Regions from separate parts of the Homo sapiens genome. Here region 1 is linked to region 2. Evidence: read pairs that join two places in POLR2A ChIA-PET (ENCODE). Cell type or tissue: PC-3. All regions are shown on one strand.

Evidence for each region. Peaks named below come from ENCODE experiments on the same cell type or tissue, not always from the same donor. Only the 100,000 strongest peaks of a DNase experiment are listed, where the experiment ranks them.
Region 1: POLR2A ChIA-PET joins it to region 2 with 5 read pairs; 2 of 35 experiments call an interaction of 5 or more read pairs at or near these places.

Annotation. Positions count from the first base shown.
Region 1 is chr1:172,611,261-172,616,260 of GRCh38, forward strand. SUCO (SUN domain containing ossification factor) reads left to right here. Exons shown (of 24, transcript NM_014283.5): 24 at 1-573. It also overlaps the pseudogene RNU6-693P. Among named protein-coding and RNA genes, the nearest start is that of FASLG, 45 kb to the right of the region's middle. In PC-3, no CTCF peak of the experiment used is centred here; a DNase peak (open chromatin) is centred at 2,241.
Region 2 is chr1:172,151,852-172,156,851 of GRCh38, forward strand. The region is part of intron 14 of DNM3 (dynamin 3); the gene reads left to right. Among named protein-coding and RNA genes, the nearest start is that of DNM3OS, 9.5 kb to the left of the region's middle. In PC-3, no CTCF peak of the experiment used is centred here; a DNase peak (open chromatin) is centred at 2,890; H3K4me3 peaks cover 708 bases; H3K27ac peaks cover 960 bases.

The DNA of each region.
Region 1 (5,000 bases), 460 kb after region 2:
TGCTTTGTATTGGCTACAAATGTGCAGAGGTAATACATATGTGATGTCGATGTCTCTGTCTTTTTTTTTGTCTTTAAAAAATAATTGGCAGCAACTGTATTTGAATAAAATGATTTCTTAGTATGATTGTACAGTAATGAATGAAAGTGGAACATGTTTCTTTTTGAAAGGGAGAGAATTGACCATTTATTGTTGTGATGTTTAAGTTATAACTTATTGAGCACTTTTAGTAGTGATAACTGTTTTTAAACTTGCCTAATACCTTTCTTGGGTATTGTTTGTAATGTGACTTATTTAACGCCTTTTTTGTTTGTTTAAGTTGCTGCTTTAGGTTAACAGCGTGTTTTAGAAGATTTAAATTTCTTTCCTGTCTGCACAATTAGCTATTCAGAGCAAGAGGGCCTGATTTTATAGAAGCCCCTTGAAAAGAGGTCCAGATGAGAGCAGAGATACAGTGAGAAATTATGTGATCTGTGTGTTGTGGGAAGAGAATTTTCAATATGTAACTACGGAGCTGTAGTGCCATTAGAAACTGTGAATTTCCAAATAAATCTGAACACTTGTCTTTATTAATTACTGGCTCTTCTGTCTTTTAAAAGAGAACTCAGAAATTATTAATCTTTGAACAGAGATTTAAGTTTTTGCCACTTTTAAAGTTAAATATAGCAGCATTCCATTCAATATTGATCACATTTCAGCCAACTACAAAATGATGGTACTTTTACATAAACATTTTGCTCCCTATGCTATCAGAATTTCAGTTTTTCATATCTAAATACAGCATAACATTTTGTAACATGAGGTTTATTTTTTCCTCTCTCACATAACTACATGAGAAAAAAAACTTAAGTGAAAATAATAGATTTATGCCTATTAAGAAGCAAAAACTATATAGATATTTATCCAATGGGATTTTTAGTGTTCCCTGATGATCAACCTCATTTTATTTCTTCTAATGTTAAGTAAAGCATTAAAACAGTATGAAATAAAAGGAAACTAGGGAATTGGTAAGAACAAGGATGCAAAGTAAAACAATTCTTTTAATTGAATTTTTAAAAACATTAAAGTTGTGGCTCACGCCTATAATCCTAACACTTTGGGAGGCCGAGGCAGGGGATCATTTGAGGAGTTCGAGACCAGCCTGACCAACATGGTGAAAACCCGTCTCTAATAAAAATTAAAAAAAAGTAGCCGGGCATGGTAGCACATGCCTGTAGTCCCAGCTACTCAGGAGGCTGAGGCAGGAGAATTGCTTGAACCTGGGAGGCAGACAGGTTGCAGTGAGCTGAGATTGCACCACTGCACTCCAGCCTGGGTGGCAGAGTGAGACTGTCTCAAAAAAAAAAAGTTATGCATACATATAATTTGATAAATTAGTTTTATAAGGCTTATAAAGTAAGAACAGAAAACAGTTCTCTATTCTGTACCATTTCACTCACACACAACGCACACACACACACACACACACACTACCAGTACCACCCATCTTTCTCTACCAAAGATTTCTTGCTTCCCAGTGGCAAACATTTTTTATTCCGTCTGCAGTTATTGTGCTTCCCTTACCTTGCTGCTTATTTTTCCATTTTTAGATGTGTCCTCAGTTTGAATATACAAACTTGTACGCATGAACATGAGATAGATATAAACTTATATTGGTTAATGTAATTGGATAAGTCTATTCAAAATCACACAACAGGACAACTTAGAAGTACTGCTTTTCTTCAACTGATTGATTTAAAAAATTTCAAATCTGTAGATAAGTTGAACACCATGTGCCTTTGCCCAGATTCACCAGTTGCTAATCTTTTTAGTTTTCTTCATGTGTATGTGTTTTATATGTATATGTGTATTATATGTATATATGTATGTATAAAGATATGTATGTGTGTTATGTGTATATATATAAAGAAACATCTTTTGGTGAGCCATTTGTAAGCAAGTTGGGACATTATGACCCTTTCCCCCTAAATACTGTAGCATATTTTTTCCTAAAGTAAGGACATTCACTTATGTGACCATAATACCCGTATAATATGTAAGAAAATTAATAACTCCATAATATCTAATACACAGTATATAGTCAAATTTCTTCAGTTACCCTCATTTGTTTATTTTGGTCCAGGGTCCATTCAAGGTTCATTTGGTTGTATTGTCTATTTAGTGTCTAAAAAAAATAGACTACTTCCTGACTTTGAATATTGTCCTTGTGCAAGGTCCATACTTACTTTCTCTGAATCATCCCAGTTTTAGTGGATGAGCTGCCCAAGTGAGCAGGAAGAGCTTTTTTGAGTAATGTGTTGATGTTGTCACTGAAATTTTATCCCAACCCACGAGTATTTATAGTTAACACATTCTTTAAAATATCCTGTTGGAGCAATAACCTCCGCATTACACTCCACTTAATCTATTACTTTAAAAATTAATATTTCAGGCTGGGTATGGTGGCTCACGCCTATAATCCCAGCATTTTGGGAGGCCGAGGCAGGTGGATCATTTGAGGTCAGGAGTTCGAGACCAGCCTTGCAAACATGGTGAAACCCCGTCTGTACTAAAAATAGAAAAATTAGCCAAGTGTGGTGGTGCACACCTGTAATTCCAGCTACTGGGGAGGCTGAGGTGGGAGAATCCCTTGAACCCAGGAGGCAGAGGTTGCAGTGAGCTGAGATCGCACCACTGCACTCCAGCCTGGGCGACAAGAACAAAACTCCATCTCAAAAAAAAAGGATCTTTCAAATACTTGCTTACAACAGAGTTTATTACTGCTATTTTGAAGTCATATAGCCTGGGCTACCAAATCTGCTTCATATTTTTTGACAGATCACCAAATACTAAAACCCAAACAAATGCCTTATAACACTTGTAAGGACTTTTGAGCAAACATAAGTATTGATGATTTTTTAAAAAGTGAATAAAGAGCAAGTTTTAATTCCAGGATAGTTTAAAATAGCCAGCTCCCCAGGGAAATGGTATATTACACAGTTTAAGAGCAGGTGCTGACTGGGCACAGTGGCTCATACTTGTAATCCCAGCACGTTGGGAGGCCAAGATGGGAGGATCACTTGAGGCCGGGAGTTCAAGACTAGCCTAGACAACATATCAAGACCCCATCTCCACAAAAAGTTTTTTTAAAATAAGCTGGGCATGGCCAGGCGTGGTGGCTCATGCCTGTAATGCCAGCATTTGGGAGGCTGAGGTGGGTGGATCACAAGGTCAGGAGGAGTTCAAGACCAGCCTGGCCAACATGGTGAAACTCCATCTCTACTAAAAAAATACAAAAATTAGCCAGGTATGGTGGCATGCACCTGTAATCCCAGCTACTCGGGAGGCTGAGGCAGGAGAATTGCTTGAACCCAGGAGGTGGAGGTTGCAGTGAGCCGAGATCGTGCCACTGCACTCCAGCCTGGACAACAGAGTGAGACTCTGTCTCTAAATAAATAAATAAAAGCTGGGCATGGTGGACGACAGAGCGAGACTCTGTAAATAGATAAATAAATAAATAAAAATAAGCTGAGCATGGTGGTCCATGCCTGTAGTCCTAGCTACTCAGGAGGCTGAAGCAGGAGGACCACTTGAGCCCAGGAGTTTCAGGTTGCAGTGAGCTATGATTGTACCACTGCACTCCAGCCTAGGCAACAGAGTGAGACCCTGTCTCAAAAGCAAGTGCTTTAAAGTCAGACTGCCTGTTTTCATATTTGCTATCCACCTCTTACTGGGTACGGCATTGGACAAATCACAGTCTCATTAAACATGAGATTTCTCACCTGTAAATGAAGATAAGAGCACCTATTTCAAAGGGTTGCTTTGAGGATCAAGAGTGCTAATAACTGTCATATACATGGCATAGTACACACTAAACATAAGCCATCAGTTTTCAGATGCTCAGGGTTCTGATCCTTGGTTTCTGTACATCTATCAGCAGGGGTCAAGAAAGGAGCTCATTATGCTTGGTGTAAGACTTCCATCATCTCCAGCCTCTCTCCATCATCACCACCATTTGAAAGGTCAGTAGGGAGTTTTGAGTCCAGTATACTCTGAGAAAGACCACCCCTCAGTTTTGTCATCATGAGGGTCAGTAGGGCAAACCAAAGCTCTGCAGAGCTCCTGCAAAGATGTTGCCACCCCTTTCTACTGCCCAGTATGAAGTCTTGCCAACTTTGTGCCTCAAAACCATTAAGGTGAATTTCATGTCTTAGATTCTTGTTAATTTTATAACCACAAGAAGCCTCATATGACTTGTAACATTCTTTTTTCTGGATCCATATTCCATCCCCAACTCCTAAAACACTTCTGTGCCCTCTGGAACTCTAATCCAGTCATTAGTAAAATTCCCTGGAATCTTTCATTTCTTTCAGCCTTCGCTTTGCCTCTGTTCTATTTGAAACTACTTCCCTGAATCCTTCTCAGGAGGTCACTTTTTTTTCCTATACCCCTCACACCAATGGGCCTGAAGATAGGCTAGTTGTTGTCCTTAATCTTCAATGCCACTATAAGACTACTCTCCACTTTTGCTTAAATTTCTCTTTGAATCTTGTATCAACAAACTATACCACCTGCTGTCTCTCCTTATTGCAAATGATCCCCTGTTTTCTCTCACCCTTATTCTTGGGGTCACTTATTCCATTGCTGCTTCTGTTATAATTCTTGATGATTTCAATATCTATCTTACATTAGTTTTTCTAGTTTCTCAGTTCCTTGCTTTCTCTAATGATCTTGTTCTCCAGACTGTATTGGCCACTTACTCCCGTGATGAAATCCTAGTTTTTATCATTACCAAAATCCATAATTCTTTCTTAATACGAATTTTAAGCATCTGGTTCTGACTACCACCTCCTGTTTTACTAGCTCATACCCCCTTCCCACCCTAACTCTTAACAATTCTTTCATCCCACCATATCCTACAATCCATTAGTCATACCACTGGGACAGCCAAGTATAAAGGGGTCCCTAGAGAAACTATGACCAGCCTGTGCACTGAGAGAACAGGTTGGAGCTACAAAAGT
Region 2 (5,000 bases):
AACAGTGAGGATAAGTGGTATAAAAGGAGTCTTTGTTTGTTTGTTTGTTTGAAACACTCTTCCACTCAGGCTGGAGTGCAGTGGTGCAGTAATGGCGCACTGCAGCCTCGACCTCCTGGGCTCAAGTGATACTCCTACCTCTCAGCCTCCCAAGTAGCTGGGACCACAGGTGTGCACCACCATGCCTGGCTAATCTTAATTTTTTTATTTTTTTGTAGAGAAGAGACTCCCTGTGTTACCCAGGCTGGTCTCAAACTCCTGGACTCATGGGATCTTCCCACCTTGGCCTCCCAATGTGTTGGGATTACAGGCATAAGCCACCGTGCTGGCTAAAAGGATTCTTTTGAATTTGCCAGAAGTAATTGCCTTCTGCTAGTGGTAAAGCCAGTTTGAAGATAATGGACTTCCCTTCCTTTTTTTTTTTTTTTCAGTGATCCCAGACCCAGAAGTTTTTAGTACTACAATTCAATTGGTTAATTTTTGGAAAGTTGAGTCCCTCATTCTTTTTAATCTTTAACAAAGAACAAGAAAGCTAGTGGGAGTTGATTTTCCAGTAAATTTTGCCCTATGTACTTCGTAAATCAACCTTAATTTTAGTTCTATCTTTGTCTTCAGATCATAAAATAATTAGTATTGCTCACCCTGTGATTCTTATACGGGTTAGGTTGGATCTGATTTGAGGTAATGTCAACTGTAACTATTTTATTATTATTTAATTTGATTTTGTTTTAGATTGCATGTTGTAGATTCAGACAAATTTAGATGAATGCCACTTCTGTTGCATTCCCATACTATATCATTTTCAGTGCATTTGTCCTGTGTATGTATATGGGAGGATTTCTGAGTATATCAAATTCCCCACTTAAAGCTACCATTCCCACGGTATGTGTCTCCTTCACATTCATTATAGAGGAATTTTAGTGAGTTTTTTGTGTATGTGCATGCGGACAGAAACTGTTTAGAAGGGCCATGTTAAAAACGGTTTTTAACCATGTAAGATAATTTACATAACTGTGTAAGATAACTTGCTTACCAATGTACAATGTGATTGTGAAATAAAAGCTTTGAATTAACATTCACAGTGAAAACACTAAAGCCAAGTGTTTCGGCGCCCAGAGCAGAAACTGTTTGGTGATTTAGTGTTTGTACAGATTTAATTAGTTATATTTACTTTCAAAATTTCATCTTTCTTTAACAAATTCTACTTCTTTGAAGTTAAATGAAACCTTTGCTTTTTTGGATTCAACTGAGATATCAGAGAAGGAGCATTAGAATTGATTGGTTCAAGTTCAGCTGTGCCATTTCCTCATTTGTCAAATGGTGTAAAGAAAGATACCTACCTCAGAGGTGGTTGGGAGGCCTAATTCGATGATATGGATAAAATAAATTGGGATGCTTTTGAAAACATTCTGCAACAAGTTCATACGGCAACAGTTTGGAGGATTGCCATGGCAATGCCTTAGGGAAAGTGGTTATGGTGTTGTAGCAAATACCATTTCTACCCTTGGTGACTTTTATGTTGTCCCTGAACATTTACAGAGAATAGGAGCAGAGAATATTAAACTAGTTATTTTATCAAAAGGCAGTGATATGTGTTAATTTCCCATACTTCAATATATGCATCAATCACATGATCAGAAAGCATTCAGTAAAACAGGCTTATTAGTTTTTGCCCTTCTTCCTCCTCCTCTTTTCCACTATTTCATCTTTTCTTTCCATCTTTCCTCCATTCAGCACGAAACTTTCTCTGAGTATTCCTCTTCTCTCCAGCCCCTATTCGTCCTGTTTCTTTTTTAGAACATGAAGTTGGAATTGAGGTTATTGGTAAAAAAATGTGTTAGGTTATTTAATAAGATTTTGTTTCTTCTCCTTAAATTTTCAGTCAGATGAATTAAACCCTAGGTGTGCATTCTTAAAAACAAATAGCTCCCAAACTAATTGCTTTGATACTTCCATGTGGCCTTTAAAGTAATTTTTCTATGAGCCAGTAGCTTTTGAATTTTTTAAACATTAAGTGTCTTCAGAAGGGTGGAGAAAGAAGGATGGAGTTACAGATTGATCATATTTTTATTTAAAAGCAGTTTTCTAAGGTTCCAAAGAATATTGCATACCAAATATTTCCAAATAACATATATAGACCTTATCGTCTGTTCCATTCATTCGTTCATTCATTCGTTGCTTGTGACCTGCTGATTCTTCTTAAACTGTCGTTTCACTTATTCTGACATTTATATCTTATCTTTCTAACTTGATTAGAAGCATCTTGAGGTCCAGGGCCATGCCTGTAGTTTCTAGGTATGCTCTACAATGGTTTCCCAAATGGAATCAGGTGAATAAACACATATTAATTAATCTGAGATTTTCTTGAATGGAAGGAGTCAAAGAAAGAGGATTCCTTCTGAGTAAGAATCAAGGCCACTAAAAAATCACCTTCCTAGTTTACATTATATAATCTTTATTTACCTGTATAAAGATTTTAAAACTGAGTTGAAGAATGCCACAATGTGTAGGCCATTTTTGGAGCATTTGAGAGTGTGTTTAGAAGTGCCACAAAATGCTACAGATGCCATCTGACTTAAAATTCACTCACGGAGTAGTTTATTTAGATGTGTGTTTGCTGGGAATCTACTACCAGGAGAAATGTGGAAACCACATGAAATTCACTACATAAAGAAATCTGGTTTCCATTTCTGTACTGCATTTTGTGCTAGCAGGAAGAAGATAAACAAGCTGTTTAAAACTAAAGTGAATGGCAAAGGAATTCCATTTTTAGATCCCACCCCGTAAATGTATTTTGGAATTTGCAAAACCTAATCCTATCACATAGGTCCTTTAAGAAGGGAGAAAATGTGTTGAGTCTTCTAGTATTAGCTATCTCAGTGGAATGGATGAGTAATTTTGTTTCCTGTTGATGTAGTGTAGTAATACAACTATGACATGTGCTTCAGTTAAAATTAAAACGAAAGTCTCATTCTAGTCTTTGGTAGGCAGACATTATTCTGAGAATGAGAAGAGGGAAGGAAGCAAGAAAAGGCTCTTTTCTGTTAGTTTAAGATCACCCCTTTTAAGGAGAGGAGAATTTTATCCTAAGTTTTAATATAGCTATTTAAAACTCTGTATATGAAAAGGTATATGAGTAAGGCAGATGAGAGGAAAAAGATTGAACTGTTTTTATTTTGAGAAAAATATTCTGGAGGTTCCTTTTAAATTTTCTATTTAGTGATCCTTATACAGTTTAAATATGTTATGAGATTGCCATTTAAAGAGGAACACACTCAGTTAAGATAAAATGTATTGTGATTAATAAAAATGTTAATATTTGAAACATAAAGGCCAACCATACAATTGTGATTTTCCTTTAATAAACATGACCAAATCATACATACCTATGTTTAGGAGTAATAAACATGCATTTCTCAACTTGGTAGGCCTTGTGCTTTGCAAAAAAAAAAAAACCTGTAATATTTTTATAAGATCAGGAAGATCATAACATTAAATTGTTCATTTACTTAAGTAAATTAAAACTTTCATTCCATGGCTTAATTTCTCTCCTGCTTTATGGTGGAGAAAAGAAGCTAATTAAGGTTTATTTTATATACTCTTATTTAATATGGTGCTTGTTTGTATTTTTGTTAGTTTTACTATTGTAACTTCTGCTCTGGTGATTTTTTAGCTGGCTACACTTAATAATTAATACATAATTTGTCTAAGCCTACACTCAGAGCCAAGGGGCTTTATATCTATGGAAAGTGCCATTTTTCAGGTGAGATGTAAAAGTAAACATCCAGTTATGTCATTCTTTTATTTTTTCACTCACTCCATGAACATTTATCAGACGCCTGTGATGTTAGACTCTGTCCTGGAGATACTAAGGTAGAAAATACAAACTTTATACCTTCAAGGAGTTTGCTTGGGATGACTAAGGGGCAAAAACAATTGTTAAGAAGAAAGATAGTGATTTTAGTATTTCAGATAAATATAAATCTACACATAAGTTTAGATTTATCTAAAAATATTATATGGTCTGTTTAGCCAATGCTAAACCATTGGTTGTTGTTAGGCAGTAGAGTGCAGTGACTGAGGGAGAGACTAAGGAGCTAGAAGGCCTTGGTGTGCGTCCAGCTTGACTGCTTACTTTGCTGTGTGACTTGGTGAATGTTATTTATCATTTGTGGCTTTTTTCATCCATAGAACGAGGATAATAAGTGTTTCTACTTCATAGGGATGTTGGAGGACTATATGGATTAATCTGTGGAAGCTTTCAGCATAGTGTCCAGTGTATATTAAGCACTTAAAAAAATGTTAGCTTCAGGGATGATTTCCAAAATATTTAGCAACCCAGACAGTAGGGGCATCAACCAGTAAGAACTGCTGTTGGCTGTAAAAATCTAATATGACCACCCCAGTGTTTATGGTATAGATAACAGCTCAGTTAGCCTTCATCAGTTTTATTGTTTCTACTTAAAACTCATGCTCCATCCCCATCCTATCCTATGGACAATGGCTCCTGGACCAGGCTCTGTAGTACTAACAGACTGTGGACTTACTAGGTGCCTGCAATTTATATTTTTGTAATCTTCTTAGTTTTGAGTACCTAGACTTAGTATAGATTTATTTCATGTTCCAGACGATTCAGGATGTTTTTCTTACCTAATAATTCCTAGAAAGACACTAGAGCCAAGCCTTGGGTTCCCTACTTTTTTTCGCCTAATGTTGGCAAGTAATTGTTATAATGTAGGTGTTCATTTTTTTCTCCTCCTTTCCCTCCTCCTCCTCCTGTTTTTTTCTGGAAGAGAAAAATTATATCTAAAGCTAATTGCCTTAAATTCTTTTTTAGAAAGTGATTGTATACTATAAATAAACTAACTCTTTTCAGTAATCGCTCATTTTTTTATTTTTGCAGTAAGGATAGAATGTATGTAAGAGCATTTAGGACATATAAAGCATTAAAGGACATATAAAGTGCAAAAGACATTGTCCTTTTAAGTTAGAAGACTTGA